Regions from separate parts of the Homo sapiens genome. Here region 2 is linked to region 1. Evidence: chromatin contacts called from ENCODE Hi-C data. All regions are on one chromosome and are shown on one strand. Each heading gives the region's core, a stretch centred on a gene start or an enhancer-like site at or near the end of the contact. The rest is flanking DNA. Distances are from core to core; before and after follow the strand shown. Region 1 holds the start of CCDC80 (coiled-coil domain containing 80). Region 2 holds the start of CFAP44-AS1 (CFAP44 antisense RNA 1).

The links. A loop is a pair of places that touch in the nucleus more often than their neighbours do.
Region 2: a map of sigmoid colon shows a loop between it and region 1 (3-fold over the local background). The contact joins the promoter of CFAP44-AS1 here to the promoter of CCDC80 in region 1. A Hi-C loop is called at or near these places in 1 of 168 maps with a recorded cell type or tissue (sigmoid colon).

Annotation. Positions count from the first base shown.
Region 1 is chr3:112,638,241-112,643,735 of GRCh38, reverse strand. CCDC80 (coiled-coil domain containing 80) reads left to right here and starts at 2,593. Exons shown (of 8, transcript NM_199511.3): 1 at 2,593-3,409; 2 at 3,820-5,495. The coding sequence starts at 3,831.
Region 2 is chr3:113,399,282-113,405,256 of GRCh38, reverse strand. It overlaps CFAP44-AS1 (CFAP44 antisense RNA 1), which reads right to left and starts at 1,259. Exons shown (of 6, transcript NR_046728.1): 1 at 1,201-1,259. CFAP44 (cilia and flagella associated protein 44) reads left to right here. Exons shown (of 35, transcript NM_001164496.2): 9 at 1,241-1,405; 10 at 3,518-3,673; 11 at 3,970-4,017; 12 at 4,613-4,712; 13 at 5,257-5,351. SPICE1-CFAP44 (SPICE1-CFAP44 readthrough (NMD candidate)) reads left to right here. Exons shown (of 52, transcript NR_183050.1): 27 at 1,251-1,405; 28 at 3,518-3,673; 29 at 3,970-4,017; 30 at 4,613-4,712; 31 at 5,257-5,351.

The sequences.
Region 1 (5,495 bases), core at 1,344-3,843:
TTCACTCCAGCTTTCATCAAATAACTATCCCCACCCTAGTTTCTCTAAAGCAGTTCTAGTTTGTACATTCTTTCCTTTCCTCCCCACAAATTACTACAAAACAAATGTCAGGTAGTTTCCTATCAATTAATTCCCAAATTAGCATTTCTAAAGTCTACTTTAACATTTTCTTCCTTTCACCTTTTTCTGACTCAACATCAATGTCTTCCTTTCAGATATCACCAACCCCCACCACCCTCCCCCAACCCCTAGCACTAATTGGTTAATTGTTTCTTCAGTTGCAGAAAAATAGAAAGATCTAAATGGAGGACTTACAAAATATGGAGCTCTTAAATAACGGACTTGAAATTGAGAATTATTACAAGCCATTAATCATTATAGATCTCCCCGGAAATGAATGAATGAGAATTTATCATTGCTCTTATTAGGTACGTGCCTCCAATACTTCTTCAGGAGGATTTTCTGAAGCCCCAGGTAAGCGTTTAGGCATTGAGATGAAAACAAGCATGAGAAGCCCCACTTTGCCAGTGTGTGTGTATGTATCTGTGTGTGAGAAGAGACTGGGGGAAGGAGTTGGGTGTGGGGTGGGGACTAACGGCGGCGGTGGAGTGTTAGGTCCTCTCTGGTGTGTGTGTTTAGTGCGCCATCTGGTGACTGAAGCTCACAGAGGGAAGAAAGCCTGAGGTCCTAGGAAGACAGGCACAACCCAGGGTTGGGGTGGCTCCTCATGGTCAATTCGGGGTTGCTAAAGTGGCTGTATTTCAGCTTTACCAGCGCACAGGTGACAAATGTTGTGCACATCATGGAGAGGTTTGTGTAAGTCATGACTTATTCAAGAAAAATAATAAAGGGCTTTAAGGACCTATTGAGAAAAGCAAAAAGTACAGTTACACAATTATCCCAGACAGTAGGACTCTAAAAGTGTAAGTACTCTGGTTGAACAAATAAATGAAACTCTTCTACGAATGTGGGAAATGCAAAAAGGAATTGAAGGAAGGGAAAAAACTGAAGGTATGAGTAGAAAATTAAAGAGAGAGGCAGGATAGCATCACGCTTTGTAGGCTGTTCTAAACCTGGGTTCAAATTTCAGAGCTACTGCTTACCTTTTGTGGGACAATAGGCAATTTATTTAAACTCACCAAGCCTCAGTTTGCTCATCTATAAAATGAGGATCATTCTGTTTACTTTCTAAGGATACTGTGAGGGTTAAATAAAAGAATTCACAAAAATACTAAGCCCAAAGCTTCACATGTAAATGCTCAATAAATGGTAGTTGTTATAAGCAGAGAGAAGAGAAGAGGAAATGAAAAGCCAGAAGGGAGAAAGCTCAGTAAGGATAGTGTAGGACGCCTTAGAAAATTATGAGAAAGGAAGTAACATCTAGGACCCTCCAACTTAGCACAAGGCTAGGTTGATCAACCCAACAGGTGAATACCACGAAGGCTGCAATCTATGACTCCAGTGGACAGAGGGTCTCTGCCTGAAGCCCACTTTTGTTATTATCCTTACAAGTGTCTGAGAGAATGCCACAGCAGGGCTGGCCATCCTTCTTGGTACCCCTGGGACTTCAAGGTGTGGCCGGGCAACTCTATAGTTAACCTCTATACAGGACTTTCTCAGTTCCATGCTCGTAGCTTATGTGAAAAAAGTCAAATGTGACCAGGGCAAGATGGGGCTGATCAAGGCATAACAACTAGGGATGAAGTTTGATCCAGTGAGGGACGCTATTAGCATGACTGAGCTGGCAAGGAGGTTTCTGAGAACCCTGGCTTGTCACTGTTGGTGGCAGTTAATAGTGACATGGAGAGTCAGCTCGCCCAGCATGGCCGGAAGAAATATCCACGTAACCTGAGACCCCTTCCTTCTCCATTGAATCCTTATGGCAGACTCAGGAGGTGGAATCCCAAAGCTGCCTCACTCTCTCTTTCAGAACCTGATAAGTCTACTTCTATGGATTGCCTAAAGCCCTTCAGACATCTAAAGTCTCTGCAGAGGAAAATATTGCACTACACACACACACACAAACACACACACTCGGGACCTCCAAGGGAGCCCTTAGTCTACCATCTGCAGCCAGAGCTTTGAAGCTAGAGATCATAATGCCTGTTCCCTGATGTAACAGTCAACTGCAATCTCGACTTGCAGCCATTGCCTGCATTTCTAACCTTTTACCAGCTTCCTTCCATGCCGAGGAGAAACTAGGACCAAGAACACAGTAATATGATCCCCAATTAGCATAAAATAAAAACAACCTAGTCATGTTTTCCATGGGCTTTTCCAACCTCAAACTAAAAGCACAAAGCAGGGAGAAAGATATAAGAATATACACATGGGACTATAAATACATATATACTGTCTGTGTCAGCACAGCCAAGCACCCTGACCCAAATGAGTATCTGTCTCTAAGAAAAGAATGTAGCCTGATGCAGAAATCTGAGAATTTTCTCCTTCCAAAGTACAGTGTAAGAACAGACTGGAAGAGAAGTTACCCCGATGACTTGGTTTGGAAGGGGTTAAGGCACCAGTCATCCTCTTCTAAAGTGATTTATGATGATGTGTGGAGTTTAAAAACTTTACCCCACCCCAAAGAACAGCCTTCTCACTCCTCACTGAGTCCACTCTGAACGTGCTAAAATGGGAAGGAGGCGGTGTTTTGCTGATCTGTTAAATTCTTAGTGAAGTTTCCTTGATTTCCAGTGGCTGCTGTTGTTTGAGTTTGGTTTGGAGCAAAACTGAGGTAGTCCTAACATTTCTGGGACTGAATCCAGGCAAGAGAAAGAAGAAAAAGAAGAAGAAAAAGAGGAGGAAAAAGGTAGGGAGAAATAAAGGGAGGAGAGAAGCACAGTGAAAGAAAAAAAAAGTCCCTTTTCGACATCACATTCCTGTGTTTTCCCTCAGCCTGGAAAACATATTAATCCCAGTGCTTTTACGCCCGGAAACAAAGAGACTAAGCCAGACTATGGGGGAAAGGGAGATAAGAAGGATCCTGGAACTTTAAAGAGGGAAAGAGTGAGATTCAGAAATCGCCAGGACTGGACTTTAAGGGACGTCCTGTGTCAGCACAAGGGACTGGCACACACAGACACACGAGACCGAGGAGAAACTGCAGACAAATGGAGATACAAAGACTTAGAAGGACAGCTCCTTTCACCTCATCCTACTTGTCCAGAAGGTAAAAAGACACAGCCAGAAAGAAAAGGCATCGGCTCAGCTCTCAGATCAGGACAGGCTGTGGATCTGTGGCGGTACTCTGAAAGCTGGAGCTGCAGCACACCCCTTTTGTATTGCTCACCCTCGGTAAAGAGAGAGAGGGCTGGGAGGAAAAGTAGTTCATCTAGGAAACTGTCCTGGGAACCAAACTTCTGATTTCTTTTGCAACCCTCTGCATTCCATCTCTATGAGCCACCATGTAAGTGTGTAATCTTTTCTGTCTTTGATCTGTTTATTTGTTTCTTTATTGCTTATTTTGAAGGAATGAAATGTGAATGTTGTCATAATTAATATGCTAGTTTGCATTTTCTTTGGAGCATCCAGAGCATTAGTTGAAACAGTACAAGCATGCTGACTGGGAAACTGAATTGGATTTCCTGCTTAATGTAACTGTCTCTGTTAAACACTAACAAATTATAGGGGATTGAAAGTAACAGGATCTCATCCCATTTTCCATCTCCTGACCTCCCTCCTTCTCTCTAACCAACCTTTTCCCCTCCCCTTGGCTGAGATACAGAAAAAGAAAATGACCAGCTCTGTTTCCAGATAAATAATTTTCTTTCTTTTTTCCCCCTCCCCTTTGTTTTATGACCTCCGTGCATCGCAAAGTGGATTACACAATGACATGGAGAATGGGACCCCGTTTCACTATGCTGTTGGCCATGTGGCTAGTGTGTGGATCAGAACCCCACCCCCATGCCACTATTAGAGGCAGCCACGGAGGACGGAAAGTGCCTTTGGTTTCTCCGGACAGCAGTAGGCCAGCTCGGTTTCTGAGGCACACTGGGAGGTCTCGCGGAATTGAGAGATCCACTCTGGAGGAACCAAACCTTCAGCCTCTCCAGAGAAGGAGGAGTGTGCCCGTGTTGAGACTAGCTCGCCCAACAGAGCCGCCAGCCCGCTCGGACATCAATGGGGCCGCCGTGAGACCTGAGCAAAGACCAGCAGCCAGGGGCTCTCCGCGTGAGATGATCAGAGATGAGGGGTCCTCAGCTCGGTCAAGAATGTTGCGTTTCCCTTCGGGGTCCAGCTCTCCCAACATCCTTGCCAGCTTTGCAGGGAAGAACAGAGTATGGGTCATCTCAGCCCCTCATGCCTCGGAAGGCTACTACCGCCTCATGATGAGCCTGCTGAAGGACGATGTGTACTGTGAGCTGGCGGAGAGGCACATCCAACAGATTGTGCTCTTCCACCAGGCAGGTGAGGAAGGAGGCAAGGTGAGAAGGATCACCAGCGAGGGCCAGATCCTGGAGCAGCCCCTGGACCCTAGCCTCATCCCTAAGCTGATGAGCTTCCTGAAGCTGGAGAAGGGCAAGTTTGGCATGGTGCTGCTGAAGAAGACGCTGCAGGTGGAGGAGCGCTATCCATATCCCGTTAGGCTGGAAGCCATGTACGAGGTCATCGACCAAGGCCCCATCCGTAGGATCGAGAAGATCAGGCAGAAGGGCTTTGTCCAGAAATGTAAGGCCTCTGGTGTAGAGGGCCAGGTGGTGGCGGAGGGGAATGACGGTGGAGGGGGAGCAGGAAGGCCAAGCCTGGGCAGCGAGAAGAAGAAAGAGGACCCAAGGAGAGCACAAGTCCCACCAACCAGAGAGAGTCGGGTGAAGGTCCTGAGAAAACTGGCCGCCACTGCACCAGCTTTGCCCCAACCTCCCTCAACCCCCAGAGCCACCACCCTTCCTCCTGCCCCAGCCACAACAGTGACTCGGTCCACGTCCCGGGCGGTAACAGTTGCTGCAAGACCTATGACCACCACTGCCTTTCCCACCACGCAGAGGCCCTGGACCCCCTCACCCTCCCACAGGCCCCCTACAACCACTGAGGTGATCACTGCCAGGAGACCCTCAGTTTCAGAGAATCTTTACCCTCCATCCCGGAAGGATCAGCACAGGGAGAGGCCACAGACAACCAGGAGGCCCAGCAAGGCCACCAGCTTGGAGAGCTTCACAAATGCCCCTCCCACCACCATCTCAGAACCCAGCACAAGGGCTGCTGGCCCAGGCCGTTTCCGGGACAACCGCATGGACAGGCGGGAACATGGCCACCGAGACCCAAATGTGGTGCCAGGTCCTCCCAAGCCAGCAAAGGAGAAACCTCCCAAAAAGAAGGCCCAGGACAAAATTCTTAGTAATGAGTATGAGGAGAAGTATGACCTCAGCCGGCCTACTGCCTCTCAGCTGGAGGACGAGCTGCAGGTGGGGAATGTTCCCCTTAAAAAAGCAAAGGAGTCTAAAAAGCATGAAAAGCTTGAGAAACCAGAGAAGGAGAAGAAAAAAAAGATGAAG
Region 2 (5,975 bases), core at 10-2,509, 760 kb before region 1:
AAATGGCTGAGGCTTAAGAACAGAATCAGTAAAGTCGGTAGGGTTGTTAAAAAATAGGTAGACCCAAGAGATAAAGGACTGAATAAAATCATCAGTTTCTCTAGATAAGGGGGAAATGGAAATGTAGACCTCTAGAGCATGCAGGTAAAAATTAGAATAGAGTTTCCCAAAGTGCATTTTTATGGAACATCAGTCTGTACAGAAGCTCCATAAAAATAAGACTTTTTAAGTCAAATTCCTTTGTATCTAAAAATTCCTCTTGGTGATTCCCAGCAAATACTTCTCTATTAAAAGTTCCCAGGGGTCCTAGAGAAAATAAAGTTGTTTGACTTTGTTTATCCTAGCAACAGCCTTCTGAGGCTGTGCAGTCAGAATAGGAGGTTTTGAGCCACCTTGCTTGGATTAGAATGCTGACTGGGTAGTTTTGGGCAAGTTACTTAACTGTTTTGTGCTTCAATGTTCTCCTCTGTAAAATGGGGATAATAATAGTCAGGGCTATCATTGGCCCATATGGTTCCTTTGCGGGGGTCAGAAAAAGCTGTTTGTTCTAGGAGAATGAGGTAACCAACATGCACAAGTGTACATGGTATCCCTGATAAATGTACCTAGTTCATATGGTTTTTTGCATTAAATAACTTAACATATATAAAGTACTGAACCAGTGCTTGGTACAGAGTCAGTACTCAATAAATATTACTTTATTTGTGACACTTGTTAAATATCTTAACAACTAATGTTTGGTGGCATGCACTTGGGAAAATGCCAGATTAAACAGGCTAATTTGAGAAAAGTTTTAGATGATTATCCTTGTTTGAAATTGGATACTATTATGCTATAATCTACTTAATTCAGTACTGGCCTTACAAGTTATCTAACATCTAAAATTTGATAGTATTACATTTAAAAAGTAGACTCTCATCTAATTCCACTCCTGTCTTTTGTCCTAAGAGATGTACCAAGAAGTCTATTGTATACATACATGAACAATTACCAACAACATACAGCCTAATCAAAAAGATGTAAAACTGATCATATTGCTGGAAGGAAATACATCAAAATGTTATTGGTAGTTGTGTCTGGGGTAGTAGGTCTTCATTTCTGTATTTTTTTATTTTTCCATTTAAAAATTTTATAATCAATAAAGATAACCTTAAAAAATAATTTTCACCTACTATTTGAGGCATAAATATGTACACTTACCTGTTTTAATGCACATTTCTTTTTTCCACATACCTGCCAGGTGCTCTCAGGGTCAGAATGGGGCAACATGCTGCTTTGGGAAGGTGGTCTGATCAAAGTGGAGCTCTGTCGAGGGACAAGCAAGTCATGTCACAATGGTCCCATTAACCAGATAATGCTGTATGAGGGTGAAGTTATCACTGTTGGGTCAGATGGATATGTTAGGGTAAGTTTTCTCGATACTTGGATGGTAGCACCCACGTTTAAGACTTGTAGCTCACCCAAAGGGTTTTATTTCTCATAAAGGTTATTTTGTGAAGGAGATCAGTAGTCATTTACTCCCAAGGCCAACTCACTTTAAATAATGCTTCTCTTGTGGTAAATATTTGCATTCTTGTCAAAATTAATTTACTGCATTTTACCACTGAAACTTTTTGAGAGGGCCTCTTGTTATTCTGATTCTGTTGAAATAATAGCTTCAGAAGATGAAAACTCATGTTAGCACAAGATGAACAGTAGACCCACATATCCTTCCAAAAGGCTCCATATGAATGGGCCATTTTGTAGGAACAAAGGTGCTGAACATTTGTTAGTTATTTTTTACTGAGGTTACCACTTAGAAATACACCCAGAGGTGAACTGATGGAGTTTGCCTATGGATGCTACATTCTTCTTGCTCCTTATGCTAGGGACCTCACTTGCTTTCTCTTGGGGACACTCTCTTGCCCAAAGCCTGGGCTAAGCTGGAACATTGCTCCAGCATCTAAGTCCCCTTGATTGCTATTGTCACACTTCTTCCACCCACTCTGTGTAGCACTTTCTGTTAATGAGTATTGTGCTGTGGCTGGTCAACCTGTAGCCTTGTGATTTGCCTTGTAGTCCTCTTGGTAGATATTTTCAGTGGGGCCTTTCATAAGAAAGTGGCAGTGTTCTATTGACATTCTTTAAGAAATGTTATCAAAAGTAAGATTCTTTTTTTTTTCTTTTTTAAGAGTCTGGTCACTCTGTTGCCACCGATTGAGCTTACTGTGTTTAATATTGTTTAACCCATATCTCCCACAGTGGGTCCTCTTACCACTGGCTTTTTGAGCCCCAGTGTATGTTTTTTACATTTACAATATTAAATTTAATCTTGTTAGATTTCACACATTTCTCTGAGAATCTTTTGTGTCCTTTATTTTGTCATATGATATATTTGCTATCTTTCCAAGATATACGTTACCCCAAAATGTCTAAATACCAAGTGGGAGAAAACCTCAGGAGAAAAGAAGTTAAATATTTCACAGAGGATCCCTTCATGGACACCAGTATTTCCTAAGCTTGCTTCTCTTTTCAGAGTCTGTCCTTGTCTTTTCAGTCCTTCACACAGTAAATCTTTACCTCTTACCCCATAGAAAAAACCTAGCCCAACTCCCAGGGGTTAGTCTGATCCTAGTTTGATCCTTAACCCTAACCCTGACCCTCAGATATTTCCCTCTTCCCCCAACCAGGCTAATCTATGGGACAGTCTTCCCAGAGTTCCTTTCTCAAAGTCTCAGTTATTCAGTCTAGGATCACATGGCAGGGTATGTTGCCAGAACTGTCCAGAATGAGCTTTGGCCCCTCACAGGGGAGGTCCTGCTGAGCCTCCCTGCCACCGTGAGGTAAAACTGTGCTCCTTCACTCTTCCTATAGTATTCTAGACTCCTCTCCCAATGAACAACAATCTACACTTCACTGTCTCACTGTCAGATAGTAACATTTACTGTCTCACTTACTGAGACATGTTTGGTGGTATGCACTTGGGGAAATGCCAGATTTTCCCAATGAGATAGTAAAGTGTGAAATATTAATATTCAGGAAGAGAAACATTTTCTAATGGAGACTTTATCTACATCTATATTCTTTGCTTCTAATGAGATAGTGCTTGAGTCATTAAGCAAGAAGGTATATTTCCCCCTTCCAGGGGCCTGCTGGTATGTAGAAAACAGGGTTCATTATAATGTCTTGCTGAACAACTGAACCATATACTCCTATGGCCACTTTATGTAAAAAGAGACCTAATAGAAACCTTGAAATAAAATTTGTTTTGGATAAATTAGAATTCTTATGCAAGGCTGTACTTTCTCACTAATCTTTATAAATATAAAGGAAACTATAATAGCTTATCATACCTCAGTTCAGAGTAAAATTTCAGGGGTCAGGTTTTGGCTGGTGTTCTTATCACACTTGTTCATTGTTACTTTTCATGAAAGAAAAAGAAATGACTTTTGAAAAAAAAATCAGGGTTTTTCTGGCTTAGAAAATAAATGTTCAGAAACTACTGATCGATTAAAGTATTTTCTTTTCATTTTACAAGATATGGGATTTTGAGACAATAGACACTGCTGATGTAATAGATGAGACTGGATTGTTGGAGATTGAGCCTATTAATGAACTTCAAGTAGACAAGAATGTGAATCTCTTCTCTATGATAAAAATGAATGAAACTGGAAATAACTTTTGGTTGGCTCAGGTGTGTTGCATTCTTGTCTCTTGGCTCTTTAACATTACATGGACCAAAAATTAAAGTAGTAGTATGATTGATTTGGCTACAAGTCCATTTGACTGTAAGTGTTATGAGATTGCTTATTGTGTGGCTTTAGTCTAAAATATAGAAGTTGTTTTTATTAAATTTCAATTATACTTTAAAATATATGTGAGCTTTTGATATTATTGCTTGTCCTTACTTTAATAAAACATAGAAAGAACATTTAAAAAATCTGATGAAAGTTTAAAATGATAAAACAAAATACTATTTAATTTTTTTAGGATGCCAATGGAGCCATATGGAAGCTTGACCTTAGTTTTTCAAATATTGTAAGTTGCCTATTATTCTTATTTTCTCCTAACTTTCATAGTAAAAACTTTTGTTATTTGTCTTTAAAGTATTCTTTATCTTTCTCCATATTTCATCATGGTCCTCATAAAAAACTTGCCTAACATGTGCTACTCTTGAGAATTCTCTCTCTCGTTATGATTTTACATAAAAAAGAATCTATCTCATAACACAATTTACCAGAAAAGTGGCCGTGTCAATACCTAACATTATATAGTACTTTATAGTTTTTATAAATATATAGAATTTTCATGTATTTTATCTCATGTGATCCTCATCACTACCCTATTTAGTAGACAAGCAGCTGTTACCATCTCATTTTACAGATGAAGAAATGGAAACTGGCATTTGAGGTGACTTGCGCAAAATCACACAGCCATTAAGGACAAAGCCCAGGACTCTATCTGGTTCTCCTAATTCTGAACCAGTGTTCTTTCTAACTTTTTAGGCTTTTTCTTATTTCTATCCAAATAAAATCACATGTGTTATATTTTTATCTTTGCATTTTTTTAAACTTGATCTTAATTCTTTGTTACTCTGTCTTTGAGATCTAGTAAGCTGTCTATCTATTCTCAGACCCAGGACCCAGAATGCCTCTTCTCCTTCCATTCTGGAGCTATTGAAGCCGTGGCTGTTTCTCCTCTCACTTATCTCATGGCCACAACTGCCTTGGACTGTAAGTAGGAACTCTTAATAAAAATATGTCTGGCCTTGTTTTGTTTTATTTGCAATAAAATTTTTATATGTGTTTGACTTAAGAGCATTTGGGGATTTTCCCAAAAGGGGAGCCTCTTGAATGCAAGCGAGTTGAGCTGTGGAGAGGAGAGGCCACAAAACACAGCAGCCATGGTTATTGTGAGAGATTAAAAGAAGGACAAAATCTGTAAATTGCTCATGAAAATGCTGCTCGTTTTGATATTGTCCACATTTGTGTTTTTTCTATTCTTTCCGTCTCCTTTCTTCCTTCTTAACTTATGGCAAATCTATATGGACTATGCAAGGTGAAATTGACCCAGCAGTCAATCATCTGTTTTCTTCTTTATTATTCATGTTTATGAATTACCTGTTTGAGGTTGTACCTGAAATTTTTTACAAAAGAAAGTTATTGACTGATTTAGTTAAGAAATTTCTTGTTATAATATTCAACATGTAAAAAGTGAGCCAAGACTTAAAAAAATTATGTATATAATTTTTTTTCTTTTAAAACTGTCTTTCTATAGGCTCTGTTCGAATCTATGATTTTGCTAGCAAAACTCCTTTGGCCCAGATGAAATTCAAACAAGGAGGTACTGCCCTTGTTTGGGTACCCCGAATGGTAAGTTTGTTGTTATAATGAACTACCAGAATCTATTGGTAAATATGGTATATCAATGCTATTTTCTGGAAATATAGATATTTGCTGACTCAAAATTTTAAGGAATAATAAAAGTTTTAAGTTAGTTTATTTTAGTCAGAATGTAATAGAAATCTTTACCATGATTGTTGTTATGGGTTTGGTCTTGTTTTTAGTGAAATTTTTTGCCACCTGTAGATTTGTAACAGTTTCATGTTGCAAAGCAATTTCCCAACAGAACTTTGTGTATCTAGCCTCGATCCATCTGACTCTGATTTCATTCATTCTATTAATATTTACAGAGTGCCGACAATGTGCCAGGCCTTGTTTTAGATTCTGGGAATATAGCAGTGAATAAAAAGACAAAAAATACTTGCCCCTCATGGACCTTACGCTTTAGTGGGAGGGAGGCAGAGGCAGATAGTAGTCAAAATAAGTAAGTTAAGTACATGTTATGTTAGATAATTATAAGAACTATAGAAAAAAATTAGGCTGAGATAGGGAGTTGTTCCATTTATCAATTGCTGTGTAATAAACTATCTCAAAATGTAGTGGCATAAAATAATCATTTTATTTTGCTCATGTAGTCTTTGTGTTGGGATTCGG